2 separate regions of the Homo sapiens genome follow, and region 2 is linked to region 1. The links are chromatin loops, found by intact Hi-C in ENCODE. Cell type or tissue: GM12878. All regions are shown on one strand. Each heading gives the region's core, and the rest is flanking DNA. Links, peaks and the distances in the headings are about the cores only.

The links. Hi-C counts contacts between places; a loop is a spot of excess contacts. Peaks named below come from ENCODE experiments on the same cell type or tissue, not always from the same donor. Only the 100,000 strongest peaks of a DNase experiment are listed, where the experiment ranks them.
Region 2: it touches region 1 in a loop (4-fold over the local background); 1 of 110 quality-filtered maps calls a loop at or near these places.

The regions. Positions count from the first base shown.
Region 1 is chr12:94,305,131-94,313,766 of GRCh38, forward strand. PLXNC1 (plexin C1) reads left to right here. Exons shown (of 31, transcript NM_005761.3): 31 at 51-2,545. The coding sequence ends at 155. CEP83 (centrosomal protein 83) reads right to left here. Exons shown (of 17, transcript NM_016122.3): 15 at 7,784-7,887; 16 at 4,788-4,977; 17 at 2,568-3,787. The coding sequence ends at 3,683. Among named protein-coding and RNA genes, the nearest start is that of PLXNC1-AS1, 130 kb to the left of the region's middle. RefSeq lists an enhancer at 1-83 and a silencer at 698-797. In GM12878, for the core only: no CTCF peak of the experiment used is centred there; DNase peaks (open chromatin) are centred at 611, 3,881 and 4,431; H3K27ac peaks cover 1,707 bases.
Region 2 is chr12:94,222,750-94,231,385 of GRCh38, forward strand. It overlaps PLXNC1 (plexin C1), which reads left to right. Exons shown (of 31, transcript NM_005761.3): 7 at 1,479-1,566; 8 at 3,856-3,958; 9 at 4,400-4,486. Among named protein-coding and RNA genes, the nearest start is that of PLXNC1-AS1, 51 kb to the left of the region's middle. RefSeq lists an enhancer at 7,829-8,108. In GM12878, for the core only: no CTCF peak of the experiment used is centred there; DNase peaks (open chromatin) are centred at 4,522, 5,887 and 8,012; H3K27ac peaks cover 2,198 bases.

The DNA of each region.
Region 1 (8,636 bases), core at 117-8,116:
TGTAACGCTAAAACCACAATATCTAAAATAACTGTTCTAATTGTCAACAGATTCTAAATAAACTAGAAAGAGAACGAGGGCTGGAAGAAGCTCAGAAACAACTCTTGCATGTAAAAGTCTTATTTGATGAAAAGAAGAAATGCAAGTGGATGTAAGCACTCTGGGGCCTGGCTTAATCTGGCAAAGTTCTTCAGACGACTTGGGAGCAAAATGGCTGCTTGAGCTACTCTGTGTCGTTAATTTGTTGTTTGCACATAGGTTCCACTTTGGGCACTGTCTTTTTAAGAGACCAAGGCACATGCACAGCTTTTAGAAAGCATACCAACCCTTGTGCCTGTGTGTATACCGTGGGAACCCTTCTGTAAATAGAGTTGAAGTGGTTGTTGCAAACAGCCTCCTTGTTTACAGAGAATACAAGGCCAGTAAGCGAATGTCAGTATTGTAACTACAGTCTCCACTTAAGCACAATGATATAAGTGGTTTTGTTTGAAAACTACAGCTATGTAGCACTTGTGCTACACTGCACCTCTGCATTGTAAAGGGATACTGCCAGTGCTCAAAACAAAATGTGAAATGAGTCATTTGGAAACAAGGTGGGGGTGTTAGGGCAACCTCGAGGATTTGCAGCATTGAAACTTTCCCCAGTAGTTCTTGGAAAAGCTGACCGCAGAATTTGGTAGTGTACACTTAGCATTTGTGAGTGTGTGTGTGTGTTTAAACCAAAAACTAACAGTGTTGCAACATTGTTGAAAGGGCTCGTGTTTTTCAGTGGTCATCAACTGCACTCCATCAAACTCACCTCCATTTCACCAAGGAGCTCTAAAGTAAGGAGAGTGGGCTTTATTTAAATGAACAGCATTTTAACCAGATACTTTGTCCTAATGTATGTTCCTTTTCTTCATCTGTTTTTTCATACTAAATGTATTTGATAGTGGACATGTTGGATATTATACAAAAAAATCATTAATTCATTTCTGTTCCAAAACCTTTGATCAGAACGATCTGTGGAAGAGTAACTCCATTTCTATATGAGTGAGTGTCTCCTTGCTTTAGATTTCTGGTGAACCCTGTGGTTATGAATACTTGTGTGTGATTTAAAAAAAAAAAGATACATTTTACATTTTATCGAATTGCTGTTCACACTGGAGTATTATATATAAATATATATATTTGAGGCCCAAGGCCTGAAAAATATTAGTATACAACTTGGTATCTTAGTCTTACTATGTACTTTTTGAAAGTATTCCTCGCAGGAGAAAGAATTTAAAATACCCATTTTATTCATGCCTTTCTTTTTAAAGAATTCTCTATCCAGTTATACTGTAGTCTTTTTAGTGCTGATTTTTTAATTCCTGAATTTTTGCTGCTCATGACCAGTTTTAATACCACTGTGTTTTCCTTCTATTAAACCAGAAGAAGTAAACAGCATAATTGGCAACTCTTGAGCTTTTCTTGTGGCAGGCACCTTTTACCCTTGGTGCTCCAAATCCCCCATCTAGGAAAGAAAATTTTTTCAAGTCAAATAACATTGATCACATATTCCTTGAAATCATTTACCAACACTGTATGGAGCATTAGGATTTAAATATGAATTTGTCTTAAAGGCAATTCCTTTTTGCTTCTGTATTATCTGGAAAAGCATGAGAGAGGTGACACCTCAACAAACTGATCAGAGAAAATAAGCAGTTACTACCCTGATAGGCACCTTCCCAATCCTGTTGCTTTTGACCATTGTCTGTCCAACGGACACACCTCAAACAAACAAAACTACCAAATAGATGACAGATCAGAATAAAGGTGAGAGGTCTGGTCCCCATTGAAGGCTGCTACAGTCTTCAAAGAGGTGAAGGAGTTCATAAGAGAACAACAGTAGGAAAGTTGAGAGCCAAGGGTAGGAGAGTTGCCCAAAAGACTTCCCCTACTACTTTAGGGTACTGAAAACTCAAAGGATCAGCTACAGCTTTATCTAAGTATTTACTAAATGCTACATGAGGGTGTCCCTGTCCAGCTTTCTGGCACATGAGTCCTGTGTGGAGAGTTACCTCCTCTTCCAGGGACTGTGCTGTTGGGAACTTTGGGCAAGTCACTTACCTCTTTGTGCCTCAATTTCTGTATAATATTTCTAAGCTACCTCACTGAGGTGGTATGAAGATTCACTAATGTATGTAGCGTGTTTGTCAATCCTCCAGTGAAAAGCACTATCTAGATCACATTTTGGATCACATTAGCCAAATGCAGTAAATGGCCAAATTAGATGTGTGCTGAAGACAATCAGTCACTGGGTCTATATTAAACAGCAACCAGAGCAACAAATGGCAAACAATTTCTATTTTCAAGTTTCTTTGCATATTTTTTTGGTGCAAAACCATTTATAAACTTTTTTTTCTAACACTAGTGTCTACAGCAGCATTCAAAAAAATTCTGTTACCTTTTCTGTATTAGGATTTAAAGTCTATTTCTTATTGTATACCTGATTGAAGCTGTTCTTGGAGATGAATGTTTTAAATGTCTATATCCAAAAAATAAACATTTTGATGTAACTGTGGACTGTCTTTTTTTTTTTTCAATTTTCTAGTTATAATAGTTTTTTTATTCTAAGTGGCTCCGTGGAAATTATTTTTCAGAGATAAGGTGTCACTGTATATGCTGTGAATAAGCAGCTATATTATGTAGTAAGTAAACCTAGTTTGCTAAATGGTGCTAAGGACTGCTCAATTACAGTCCTGGCCTTCTTCACTATCAACTGGGACTTTTGACTATGAACACCTTGGGATAATGAACATTCCACTTAATTTGGGAGACTTGAGCTTTAGCCTCGTTAACATGAAATTATTCCAGCAGAATTCCTCTAAAAGATGTCACATTAAAAAGGCTTCCAATGGGTGTAGACCAAAAAAAATGAGAGCATACTTAGGGACACAAAACACATAATTATTTGGTTAGATCCACAGTAATGGGAAGTAAAGTTAAATACCAACAATGTTTATAAAAGGACCTGAGTTCAAGTTTTATAATCAATGGCCCCCTTGTTAATACAGCCATAGGATTTAATTATTTGCACTTATTCTCTATTCTAACAAAGCCAAAATCAGTAGACTGTCATATTGCTAAATATATGCTATATGGTTGATGTAAAATTAAACACACGATTAAAAAAAAATTAAGCTCTTTAATTATGTGCACACAGATTTTAGAAAAGGTAGCCTTTTGTATATAGATACCTTTACATTCTTTAGGCTGACTTTTAAATTGTCATCTTTTTTCAACTACAGTTTTTGTATATAGTAAACCAGAAGATGTGTATGGACCCTGTTATGGCCAAGCATCTCAAAGATGAAGAGAGAATTAATGATAGTTATATTTCACTCAAAATGCCAAAAAAAAAAATTCAACAAAGTAAAAATTTTAAAACTTGACTCTAACTAGTTCCTTTTTGTTTTACATTCTCAAACCATTGTCAAATATTCTAAATATCTCTGAGAATTTCTCTTTTAATGCTTCACTTGTATAATCTTAAAATCCTGACAGTCATACAATACAGCATGTAGTAGGTACCTTTTCTTGAGGCACATTCAAGTGTTTTGGCAAACAGTAAAAAGTATCTAAATGCCACAGGTTAAAATGTCAAGTTTTACTGAGTCACCAACTTCACCTCTTTTGATCTGCCTGTTCTCCAAGAACATCATTCTCCGGAAGATCCAAGTTCCTCTAGTTGTTTTCTTTGTGTTGTTTCCAGTTCTTCTAGTCTTTTGCGAAGTAGAGAGAGTTCCCTTTGATGTTGTTCCTCCTTAAAATGATGTAGAGAAAGCATAGCAAAAGAAACTATTAGAAAAACTGTTAGGTAGCAACCTTGGACTGCCTCTTTTATATATGCCTATAACATCTGGCAAGGAAATGCTGACCACTGTAGCAGTCTAAAAACAGTAGCATGGGCTAAACTACCATCTAGTTTTGCTTCTCTCCTGCCTCAGGCTCTAGCCTTAAGCAAAACCCGTAGTCTGTTCTTCTCTAGGTATAAAATTCACCAGGGAGTGAATTAGAAAATACTAATGCAGGGCCCAGGTATACTTACATGGTAACTTTCCAACAACACTGGTGTTTAACAGCAGTTTATTATAAACAAAGCACTTGGCCTGAGATTCAATTCAGTGATTAAAATCTTCTGTGCTTATGTTATAAAACATAATTACTTATTAATACTCCCATCTTCTGAAAAAGAATCAATCTGATTCCTTCAATACCTCAGGGGCTTGATACAATAGAAAGAGCCCGGGTTTTGGATTCAACAGGTTTAGGTTTGAAACTTTGTCACTTATTAGCTATGACCTTATGCAAGTCACTTCACTCTGAATCAGTTTCCTTATCTATGAATTAGGAATAGTAATATCTGCCCTCAAAGCATTTTTCGTTAGTATTAGACATTGCACGGAACATGCACAGTTCACTGCGTTAGTAAATTCTCAGTAGTAATTACTATTAACATTATGAATAAGCTACAAACTCTAGGTTACTCAATGACTCAATCAAGTTTCCTCTTTTCTATCGTCCAGTAAGAGATTTCACTCTCAGCACCAACACTAAAGGATCATGATTCAAACTGAATTCAGCAAATTTCTATGCTAAATGAAAGGGAAGAAGTTAAAAGTAGTTTTAAATGTTTATGCCATTTTTGTGGTGAATTTTGAGCACTGACCAAAGTTATAATTTGAGTTTTATCACCATATTTAAACATAAAAACCTACAAAAATGTACGACTTTTTTTTTCCCCCTAAAATAAATGCTCATACCTGCATATGAGGAGGAAATGGTAGTTCCATGCTTGGAACCATGGCTGATGACTGAAAGCTAACAGGATTGATAGATGCTGTTGGAGGCATGTTAGGAACCAAAATTAGACTTCGAAATTCATTATGTCTTCTCTGTATATCTTTTAGTCTTTTTTGAAGCCTTGTATAGTCTTCAAAAGGAACATTTTGTCTTAAAAAGAAAAAGAAATGTTTCTTTAACATGGTTATACCCTATTGAAGCACAGTATGATTCACAGAATATAATTTTAAACTGGAATTTCTAAATTATGAGATCTATATATAATATATAGATAAAAAATCTGTTTACCTAGAAAGATAAACAGAAACATGACATAACATCTTAATCATTAGCAATCATTAGCATTGCAGACTATCAACTCATTATAAAGTTTTATTTGCTAATTAAAGATCTAAAATCTTTTGATACTTTGGTACTCACTCCTACCCTCCTACTCACCCCCATTCATGAATCCTGAAACTAAAGGGAGACTCTAAACCAAAAGAGTGCCTTATCTTACAGAAAGAATCAAATAAAAATACAGTTCATCCCTCAGTATACACATGGGATTAGTTCCAGGACATCCCTCATATATCAAAGCCTGTGCATACAAGTCCTGCAGTCAGCCCTGCAGAACCCTCATAATGGAAAAGTTGGTTCTCTGAACTGGTGGGTTTCACATCCTGTGAATACTATATTTTCTATCCATGTTTGCCCGAATAAAAATCTGTATATAAGTAGACCCATGCAGTTCAAGCCCATGTTGTCAAGGGTCAAGTGTAAAGAAAATGCTGGATTGAAGCTTACAAAATTGCCATTTTTAAATAGGTGAAATATGGTCAAATATAGAGATTTTCATAGTTCAATCTAATTTTCAAAATGTCAGTGTAATATTTTAGTAAGAAATATATATTTGGTCTTTGCCCTTGGTTCCTGGCACACAGCTCCTAAAACTCTGGGAAACTCTGAAGTGATAAGAGTATCTTTTGTATATTAATAAGATAACTGGTGGCTGGGGGCCCCTGAATAGCTTCAGGATGGGGCAGGTCACCAGAAAGACTGAGGCATGATTAGAGGGTTGGAACTTTCAGCCCCACTCTCCAACCCCACCCCATGACATCTGGGAAGGTAAAGGACTAAAGGTTGAGTTGATCACCAATGGCCAATGATGTAATCAATCATGCCTATGTAATGAAGCCTCCATAAAAACCCAAAAGCATGGGGTCAGAGAGCTTCTGGGTTGCTGAACATGTGCAGGTGTCTGCAGGGAGGCATGCCCAGAGAGGGCATGGAAACTCCACACCCCCTTCCTCATAACTTTTCCTATGTATCTCTTTCATCTGACTGCTCATCTATATATTTTGTAATATCCTTTCTAGTAAGCTGGTTAACATAAGTTTCCCTGAGTTCTGTAAGCTGCTCTAGCAAATTAACTGAACATGATGAGCAGGTCATGGGAACCCCAATTTATGGCCATTTTTAGCCAGTCAGAAGCACGGGTTACAACTTGGGGCTTATGGCTGCATTCTGAAGTGGGGGGCAGTCTTGTGGGACTGAGCCCTCTACCTGTGGGATCTGATGCTAAATCCAGGTAGACAGGATCAGACCTGAATTACAGGACACCTAGCTCGTGTCCACTGGAAAACTGATTACTCCATGTATAGGAAAAAACCCCAAACATCTGGTGTCAGAAATGTTGTGTTGACTGTGTGAGAATAGGAAAAACACTGGTTTTTCCTATTATAAAAGGTAATCACAAAGGTGAAGCTACACAACTTTAGGAAAAAATGACATGGAGAAAAAGGCTAACTTTCCAGGCCTTCACAGATCATCATCTTTTTGGACACGACATCCAGTAATCAAATATAATTTCAAAATCACTCAAAATTCTAGATGATCTGCACCACAACTGGCCAATCTTGAATTGCTAACATTTCAATATTAATGTTTATGGAAGAGGAAGTAAGTTGAATTCTGTTTTAGAAGGACTGAGCCAGGAATGGTGGCTCATGCTTGTAATCCCAGTGCTTTGGGAGGCTGAGGCAGGAGAATAGATTAAGCCTAGGGGTTCGAGGCTACAGTTAGCTATGATCGTGCCACTGCACTCCACCCTGAACCATAGACGAAGACCCCATGTTTAAAAAAAAAAAGAATTGAAACAAAATTCAAAATTACAAGCATGTTTGTAATTTACAAATTACTACCAAATTAATAAACTAAAGGCGGCCTCCTACTTTGGAATAGAGTATTGTAAGGCTGGCACTAATTCTACAGTCTAGAAACTTCTAGAATGTTCTTTAAAAAACAATTGTTCACCTGTTGGTAATAATTGCACCCAAGAACACCAGTGCACATCATAAAACGTCACTGCATGATATTATAGGCAGTTTCCATTACAGAAAAATCTATACTTGAATAGCCAAGGCGCTGAAGGCTACCACTAATTCACTAAATTAAAAAGATTTTTCTTAACTTGAATCAAATGTGTCATATAATGCCACTACCAACAACTTAATATGACAAATCTCTGCTTTAAAAATGCTGATGATCCTGATTATCAGATGTGCTTGAATGTGACTGCAAAACCCGAAACTACAGCTCAATAAAATCTCCACACCAGGAAACCAAAACTGACCTTTGATTCAAAGTTGTAGGCACAATTTTCAGAACTATGCAATAGCTACAACTGTCTTGTACAGCAGCAACAACTAACACCACTCCTTGCTACCAAAGCCAGTGACATTTTCTGTTAGTCCCAATCATAAGGCAAACACCTGGTATGTGACAGAGACCTTTTGGTTTAAAGAAACATTCAGTTAGGGGGTAAAAAAAGGATAGTACATTAGGAGTTATCAAGCTGTTTTAGAAATCTTTAAAATGTATATTTTAAAAGAAAAGAAGGTACGTTATACTTAGAGACAAAGTTCTATGACATCAAAATAACCACATGGGGAAGATACACATACAAACACATTACCTATTTAAGACCTGATTTTCTGTTTCCAATTCTTCTTTCTTTGCCTCCAAGACTTCTACTTTCTCTTGTAGTCTTTTCAATTTGTTTTCATGAAGAGATTTTCTCTAAAAAGAGAAATATGAACAAGTATGTTAATACATAATCTCTTATTTGAACAAAACTATATAGAAAATATTTTACTCACCAAAAACTGTGTTTAGATATGAATGTTTTCAGTGAATACTAGAAACAAAGGTTAGTAGACATGGCTCTTACTGAAAATTGCAAAGATAATAAACCACAAATCTATCTAATATTCTCAATGTGACAATTAATTATGAATGCCAAACAAAAAAACTGTTATCAATAATTGCTGCAAAAAAAAAATCTACAAAGGGAAGGAGTCAAATTTTACTACTGAGTCTGCCTGTACATCTGGTAAGAAATAATGAGCTCTCCATTGTTCCAGAAGATAGCATGTGTTTAAGAGAACTGAGCCAGGTACAGTGGCTCATGCCTGTAATCCCAGTGCTTTGGGAGGCTGAGGCAGGAGGATGGATTAAGCCTAGGAGTTCAAGGCTACAGTTAGCTATGACTGTGCCACTCCACCCTGGACAACAGATCAAGAACCCATTAAAAAAAAAAAAAAAAAAAAAGGGTGGGGAGCCAGGCACAGTGGCTCACGCCTATAATCCCAGCACTTTGGGAGGCCGAGGCGGACAGATCACAAGGTCAAGAGATTGAGACCATCCTGACCAACATGGTAAAACCCCATCTCTACTAAAAATATAAAAATTAGCTGGGCGTGGTGGCGGGTGCCTGTAGTTCCAGCTACTCAGGAGGCTGAGGCAGGAGAATCACTTGAACCTGGGAG
Region 2 (8,636 bases), core at 493-8,492, 82 kb before region 1:
ACCGGACACTTATAGATTCCACTGGAGTGTATTTTCACTGGGAGTCCCTCTGAGCTGACTGTCCCTGTGTTCATTCTACTCACATGTATCAAGTGTCTGTTCAGAGGCTTTTGCAGAGAGGTCATGCCAGCCCTCCAAGCCTCTTTGTCTTGAGAACAGAAGATGATCATTTCACACACACCCTCTGTACGTGAACCGAATTTTATGTGGAATTCTGACTTTCAGAGGGAGTGTTATTGCTGTGGAGAAGGACCTTAAAGTAAGGGTTTTTAGACTTTGGGAACCACACACTAATAAAATTTCAATGAGAAAATTAGGGTTGCCAACGGAGTCAAGCCAGCTTCTTATTTTGTCAAGACTTAGATTTAAAAAGCACCCTCTCGGCCAGGCATGGTGGCACACGCCTGTAATCCCAGCACTTTGGGAGGCTGAGGCGGGCAGATCACTTGAGGTCAGGAGTTCAAGACCAGCCTAGCCAACATGGTGAAACCCCGTCTCAACTAAAATAAATAAATAAACAAACAAATAAATAGTACCACCTCCTATTCCTATTAATTCACCAAAGGAAAAAGATATTAATACCTTGTTATTAGCACTGGTCCGTGGACAGAAGGGGATTTGAAAGGTGCTATTCTGTGTTGTGGCCCCAAACCTGGGCTCTATACAATTGTTCCATGGGGAGCAATGCAACCACAGGTTCCTGGGTCCACCCCAGGCTTGCTAAATCAGAATATTTAGGGGCATGGCCCTGGGATCTATAGCTTTGTAAATTTCTCAGGTGATTCTGATAGAGAACTGGGTTTGGGAATCACTACCTTGGATAGAGCATATATGTTTAAAGAGATACAGGAAATACTACATTTCTCTAATGCTGATTTAGTAGTTTTGAAATCCTTGTTATTTTGTTCTTTTGGGGTTTTCTAACCAATGAGTAGGTTTTCAAAGGCAAATAAGAAAACCTTTATCACAGATTTGGTGACAGTTGACCCCAAGAAGATCGTGGAACCCAGCCCATGGAAACTACACTTTAGAGTATGTTAGGTAAATATTTGCAGCGTGGATTTTTCTGAAGGTGCAGGATTTCTAATGCTCCGGTTTTCATGTTCTAGGCACTTCTTGCTCGGTGACTTGTTTTGTTCTTATGCCTTGGCCAATTAAAAGCTGAGATAGTGATCCCTAGGAGAGTATGAGATGTAAATGAGCTGTAAAATGGCTTCTTCCTAGTGATTATTCATGGGAGGCTTGGAACTCGAGGTGGGTTCAGTCTGTTTGGAGGCTTGAGCTGTGCACTTCGGCTGCCTGATGCGAATGGCCTATGGGGAAGGAACCACATACTGATTGAAATGTTAGCAAACAGCTGGCACGCTCCTGCCCACTATGCAGAGGAAGCAAAAATATTTATCTTTTTTTGCATTTACAGCTATGCTTGACTATAGCAGGACTCCACCGTAAATGACATTTTCCCCCCTTCCCTCCAGATGTTTCAGTTGTCAACGTGATGTTCTCCTTCGGTTCTTGGAATTTATCAGACAGATTCAACTTTACCAACTGCTCATCATTAAAAGAGTAAGATTTTATTTGAAATTTGAATATTCTCTCGTTGATCTTAATTTACTTATTTGTTTGACTCCTCGATTTCCTAAAGAACTCTTTTGTGAGACAGAACTTTCCAAAATGCCTTTTGAAGCATGGTGTAATGGGAGATAGGAGAGCCACCGAGCTAATAAGCTCCGCTCGCACATTCTAGCCCTGACTAGTAAGCTGGCGCTGCGAGGGAGAGAAATCCCCTGTGCTTAAGTGTTCATACCCACAGGGAAATATGTCTTCCCAGGACCGAGAGGCAGCCTTGAAGTAAGTAAAGAAGAAGGGACAAGCCAGGTGTGGTGGCTCACATCTGGAATCCCAGCACTTTAGGAGGCTGAGGTGGGCAGATCGCTTGAGCCCAGGAGAGTTTGAGACCAGCCTGGGCAATATAGTGAGACGCCATCGCTACAAAAAAACACAAAAGTTAGCCAAGCATGGTGGTATGTGCCTGTAGTCCCAGCTACTTGGGAGGCTGAGGTGGGAGGATCACCTGAGCCTAGGAGATGGAGGTTGCAGTGAGCCGGGATGGCGCCCCGCATTCCAGTCTGAGTGACAGAGTGAGATTGTCTCAACAAAAAGAAGGAGCGCTGCTAGGTTCTCTTCTGATTGGAATGGCTTCGGGAATTTGGGCGGAACGAGAAGCCTTGAGTGTAGGGGTAAAAAGTCTTACTTGAGAAGGACAAGGTGAAGTCCCTTTCACCAAAAGAACATGTTCCTGCTGCCCCCCTTTTCACCATCTTTGGCCTCTTTGAGCTACATAGGCCCCTGAGTTAGTGCCAAACCTCACTCCTTGCTTCTAAAGCAGCAAGAGGACAGAGGAAATATGTTTCTCAGATGCCTGACTTGCCAATTGGAAGTTGGGATGGAGGCCTGCAGGGCACCTTGGGAGGCTGCATGAGTAGCAGTGCTGTAGATCACTGCATAGTTTGATTGACCAGTTATGTGAGCACCAAATGGGAGTTTCTTTTGTCCTGGCCTGGGAACCATGGTTTCTATGGGGAAAATGAATTTGAACTTGAAGCTGAGCTAGGAGGCTGCTCTTGAATGATTAGAACAGGAGCCCCTGGGCCTCATCTCTTCCACTGAGGCACTTTGAAAAAGATGACACAAGGCCCAGTTCAATTATTGCTAAGAAACAGAATGGATTTAAGGAGAAAAAAATACAAAAATTGCTACAGAAAGCCTCAGAAGTTCATGAAAATAGGAAAAAAGGGTGTGAATTAAATAGAATTATATAGCTCAAAGACAGTTGAAAGAACGTAGCTCCCCCGATGCCCACTTTAAGGCCAGATGAAAGGAACCGACTAGCCCCAGGTCCCACAACTTGGTAATTAAGAACCAGACCTCAGACCTAGGTCCCCCAGGGAGGGTGAGCGCCCTTTCCATAGGTAACTGCTTCCTGTTAGGAAAGCACTTAGTACAGTAATCACACCCTGGGGGTAGAAGAAGCGAGCAAATCACAAACCCGTGTCTAGCTCACTTAGGTGGCCGGATCCACGCAAAAGCCAGTGTGTCCTCTCCTTCCACGGAAACTGCAGTTTCTGTAGATCAGAATCTCAGAATGTTTCCTCATTTCTTGGAGAAGGTATAAAACAAACTGGGTCCCCCGGCCCTGTGCTAGCACCCCTTGCTAGAGCTAAGGCTTCCTCTGGCCTCCCTTGGCCCTGTTTCCAGATCAACCCTGATTTCCCTTTTTAACATTCCTTCTCATAAGTGCTTTTCAAGTCCTCCACAGTTTACCCAATCATGATAGGTGATTTGATTAGTAGAAACACAATTCTTCCTTAATTTGATTATAAAGCAAACACAGGCACCTCGTTGCCTCTGCTTGCCAGCTAACACTTTCTGTCTCACATCTTCCAGGCAGTTGGCAGTGTGACTGCTGGAGTGAGTGAGGGCTTCCTGATTTTGGAAGGCAGAGTGGGTAGAGGCGGGGAGAGAGAGAGATCCATCTCCAGAGGGACTTACCTGAGGGTAGACAAATAGCAGAACTGGATTCAGAAACAGATTCATTGGGTTCCTATTATCTACAGACCAGCAGGTGACCCAGCTTCAGGTTTCCATGGCAACACCCCTGCAGGTGCCATTCCGGCCCATCAACCTGAGGGCTTCCAAGAGCAGGGCACAAAGCCTCACAGGAATGTCTGTCCAGGGATTTTTTTTTTTTTTTGCCTTCTTTTAAATGCTTGCATGCCACATCACAGAGGGAAATTCTAGGATGTGAACATTGTCCTAAAACGCAGGAATTAAGTCAGTTTTCTGTGTTGCTAGATGCCCAGCATGCGTAGAAACTGGCTGCGCGTGGTGTAAAAGTGCAAGAAGGTGTATCCACCCCTTCACAGCTTGCGACCCTTCTGATTATGAGAGAAACCAGGTAAAGTGACATTTTTGGTATTGTAAGTCTTAACCGCCGGGCATGGTGGCTCACGCCTGCAATCCCAGCATTTTGGGAGGTCGAGGCGGGTGGATCAATTGAGGTCAGGAGTTCGAGACCAGCCTGACCAACATGGCAAAACCCTGCCTCTACTAAAAATACAAAGTTAGTGGGGTGTGGTGGCGCATGCCTGTAATCCCAGCTACTCGGGAGGCTGAGGCAGGAGAATCACTTGAACCCGGGAGGCGGAGGTTGCAGTGAGCCGAGATCGCGCCACTGCACTCCCAGCCTGGGTGACAGAGTGAGACTCCGTCTCAAAAAAAAAAGGTTTAACCAAAAATAAATGTTTGTGACTGCCTGGTCCTACCTTCTCTTTTATGTTTGTTGCACACTTTGAATTTACCACCCATCTGGATGTTGAAGGGATGTTCTCCATTCCAGGAACAGTGTCCAGTGGCTGTCGAGAAGACATCAGGAGGAGGAAGACCCAAGGAGAACAAGGGGAACAGAACCAACCAGGCTTTACAGGTCAGACCCTATTTTTGTGTGGTTGAGGGGAAAACCTGTCTTTGAATGACCATGACCACAACTCATACTACTTTGGGTTCCTTAAAAAAATTCTCTATTTTACTTTCTACCAAAATTCCCTTTTGTGTCTTTGGTTTTTTAACCAAGTTTCACTTAATTAGCGCAATACATCAATGGCTGGACACTCACATAAAATAAATTAAAACTCTGTAATTATGAAAAATGATGTTGCTCTGGTCGAAATAAAATTGTAAAGGTGACTTTGCGGCTCACTGGTGAAGAGCTGGAAGGAAGTTTAGCATTCCATCTGAGGGATTTCAACTTGCACTTTATATAATTGCGTTTCTGGGGGTTATGTGTGTGGATGGGGGTCTGTGCAAAGTGTGCAAACTAACCTCGATTCCGTTGTTTTTTTTCAACTTTGTAGGGACGTCTAACCAGTAGTGAACACTGCTAAACCAGAATTGTTATAGAATGTGTATTTCTCTCGCCTTCTCACAAGCAGTTATTAATCCATGAACTTTCCTTGGAAATGCCCGTTATTTTCTTCATAGTAAATTACATAAGCCCCCACGTCAGTCATGTTTGAAAAGAGGGGACATGTCAACGTAAACATTTCTGGGCGGAACACATGTGGCTGTGCTTACAACTTCACTCAGTCAACAAAAGTTCATTGAGCATCTATATGTGGTAAAACACAAAAAGAGGATAAGTCCTGCCCTCGCTAACCTTGGAGTCTAGCAGAAATAGACAAATTAAAAATGACAGCTCTGGGGAGAAAAGGGCTCCATTTTCCATTTCTCTAATCTGTGGTTTTGACTTCTCCACTTGCTGCTTACCTAAGGTCAAGTGCAAAGGTAAATAAGTAGCATATTTTGAATCATTACTGAAAAGTTTATAGTAACTTCAGGTGAATTAACAACCAGGCAGAGGGAATATGAATCAAATGGATATGAAGTTAATTAAAGGCATTAGAAAAGCTTGATGCTCAGGTATCTCCAGACTTTAGCAGTCTCTGAGGTCTTGTTAAGTAATGGGCTCCTTTTCTCATCCCATTGGTTTGGAAAACTAAGACACAGCGACAAGGACTTGGATCAGGAAGACAGTGGCTTTGTGGCTTTTTCTTTTTAATTAAACTTTGTTGTTGTTCCAGGGTTTGTTTGTTTGTTTTTTCGTTTTGATAAAATACACAAACAAAATTTACCATTTTTATTGCTTTTAAGTGTACAGTTAGTTGAGGTAAGTACATTCACATCATTGCACAACCTATCTCCAGAACTCTTTTCATCTTGCAAAACTGAAACTCTATGCTCGTTAAATAATAACTCTTCATCTCTCCTTCCCCCCAGCCCTTGGAAACCGCCATTCTAATTTTTTGTCTCTATGAATTTGACTACTCTAGGTACCTCATGTAATTGAATTTGTCTATTTGTGCTGGCGTCTTTCACTTAGCATGATGTCCTCAAGGTTCATCTGTGTGGTCGCATGGGTCAGAATTCCCTTCTTTTCTAAGGTTGACTAATATTCCAGTGTATGTATATACCATATTTTGTTTATCCATTCATCCATGGATTAACGCTTGGGTCGCTTCCACATTTTAGCTATGATGAATAATGCTACTAGGAACGTGGGTGTGCTGCTATTTCTTCGAGACCCTGCTCTCAGTTCTTTTCGGTATATGCCCAGAAGCAGAATTACTGGATTGTATTGTAATTCTCTTTTTGGTTTTTTGAAGAACCATTGTACCGTTTTCCATAGCAACGATACCATTTTGCATTCCCACCAACAGTGCACAAGGGTTCCAGTTTCACCCCATCCTCACCAATACTTGTTATTTTCGATTTTGTTTGATAGTAGCCATCCTAATATGGGTCAGGTGGTATCTCATTGTGGTTTTGATTTGCATTTCCTTGATGATTAATGATGTTGAGCATCTTTGTGTATGCTTGCTGGCCATTTGTATATCTTCTCTGGAGAAATGTCTAATCAAGTCCTTTGCCCATTTTTAAAATTGGGTTATTTTTGTTGTTGTTGAGTTGTAGGAGTTCTTTATGTATTCTGGGTATCAACCCCCTATCAGATATATCATTTGCAAATATTTTCTACCATTCCATAGGTTTCCTTTTCATTCCGTTGACTGTGTCCTGTAATACACAGAGTTTTTAATTTTGATGAAGTCCAGTTCATTTATTTTTTCTTTTATTGCCCATGCTTTTGGTGTCAGATCCAATAAATCATTGCCAAATTCAATGTCATGAAACTTTCTTTCTGCATTTATTTGTAAAGGTCTGTAGCACTTATATTTTGGCCTCTGATTCATTCTCAGTTCATTTTTATATATGGCATAAGAAATGGGTCTAACTTCATTCTTTTGCATGTGGATATCCAGTTTTCCCAACATCATTTGTTGAAAAAAATGTCCTTTCCCCCATTGAATGGTCTTGGCACCCTCGTTGAAAATCATTTCACCATATTTGTGAGAGTGTATTTCTGGGTGTTCTTTTCTATTCTATTGGTCTATGCCTGTCTTTATGGCAGTAACGCACTGTTTGATTACTGTAGCTTTGTAAAGTAAATTTTGAAATCAGGAAATGTGAATTCTTCAACTTTGTTCTTCTTTTTCAAGATTGTTTTAGAAAATAATAAACTTTTAATTTTGAGATAATTGTAGATTCACATGTACTTGTGAGACAATAATACTTAATATCTTTTACCCAGTTTCCTTCAATAGTACTATCCTGCAAAACTATAGCAAAACATCACAGTCAGGATATTGACGTTGACAGCAGTCAAGACACAGAACAGCTCTATCATCACAAGGCTCCCCAGGTTGCCCTTTCACAGTCGCATCCATTTCCCTCCTCCCTCCCATTCTCCATCTCTGATGCCTGGCAACCACTGACCTCAGCTCCATTTCTATAATTTTATCATTTCAATAATTTTATATAAACGGAATCATCCAGATGTACCCTTTGGGGGACTGGCTCTTTTAACTCAACATAATTCTCTGGAAATTCTTCCAAGTTCTTTTATGTATCAATAATTCATTCCTTTTTATCGCTGAGTCGTGGTCCAGGCAGCGGCTTTTTAAACTTCTTTAATTTTAAAGATAAATATCATAAAGTCACTACCTCCTGGTTTCCTGCAGTGTATCTCTCTGCACCCTTTGAACTGTGTGGTTAAAAGGACTGGGGTCACCACAAGAGAAGAAGAAGGCTGAAAATAAACAAAAGCCCAGATCTGTTTTTAGTGCTTCTCTGTGGATTACCCCTCTAAGTGTGGAGAAAGACATTTTGTTGATACTGACATGTTTTCTTTAAATATGTGACTCAGAGCAGAATCTCTCTTTTGTTTGATAGGGAATGGAGTGTTATTTGTCACAGGAGGGATTTCTCGTGCTCTGTCAAACACTGCTGTCTTTCATTATCAGGTGGAATGTGTAACATTCTGGTTTCCACTTTGGGCCTTCATGTTGGCCTTGAACAAAGCACCCAATGTCTTTGTGATTCTGTTTCTACCAGAGAAGTCACTCACAGCTTTGCTTCAATGCATCTGCCCACACCACATATGTACTGAGTACTTCCTGTGTGCTAGGCACTAGGAATGGAGCAGGTACTGTCCTAGGCGTCTAGGATCCTGAACTTGAGTTGATTCTTTCTAGAGGCATTTATTGCACACCTATTAGATGCAAGTATACCGACCTCCACAGATTCCATGAGGAGGATTCAGATGAATCAGGCACATCTCTGGCCATCAGTCTCAAGAATCTTATCCATGAGTACATGAGTAAAAATACAAGATTTTAAAAATATTAATATGAAGGTACAAGAAAGTACACAGAGAGCCTCTCTGTGCCCGGGGCTTTGTCTTAGTCCTTCCTGTTTGCTTAAACCCAGTGCCTTGAAGTTGAAAACACTTAATCAGTGTGGTTGGTTAAGTCTTTGATTGATGGATGGATTGATTGCTGGAGATGGCATTTCAGCCCACCTTTGAGGACGAGAAGCATCCAGACACATGAATGCGGGTATTTGAAGCAGAGGAACCAGCATATGCACAGTGTAGGGGTAGGAGCCAGAAGATTCCAGGACACACGCTAGAGGAAACCCTAAGTAGGCACAGAGGATGCAGGAAATTATGAGACACAAGGTTG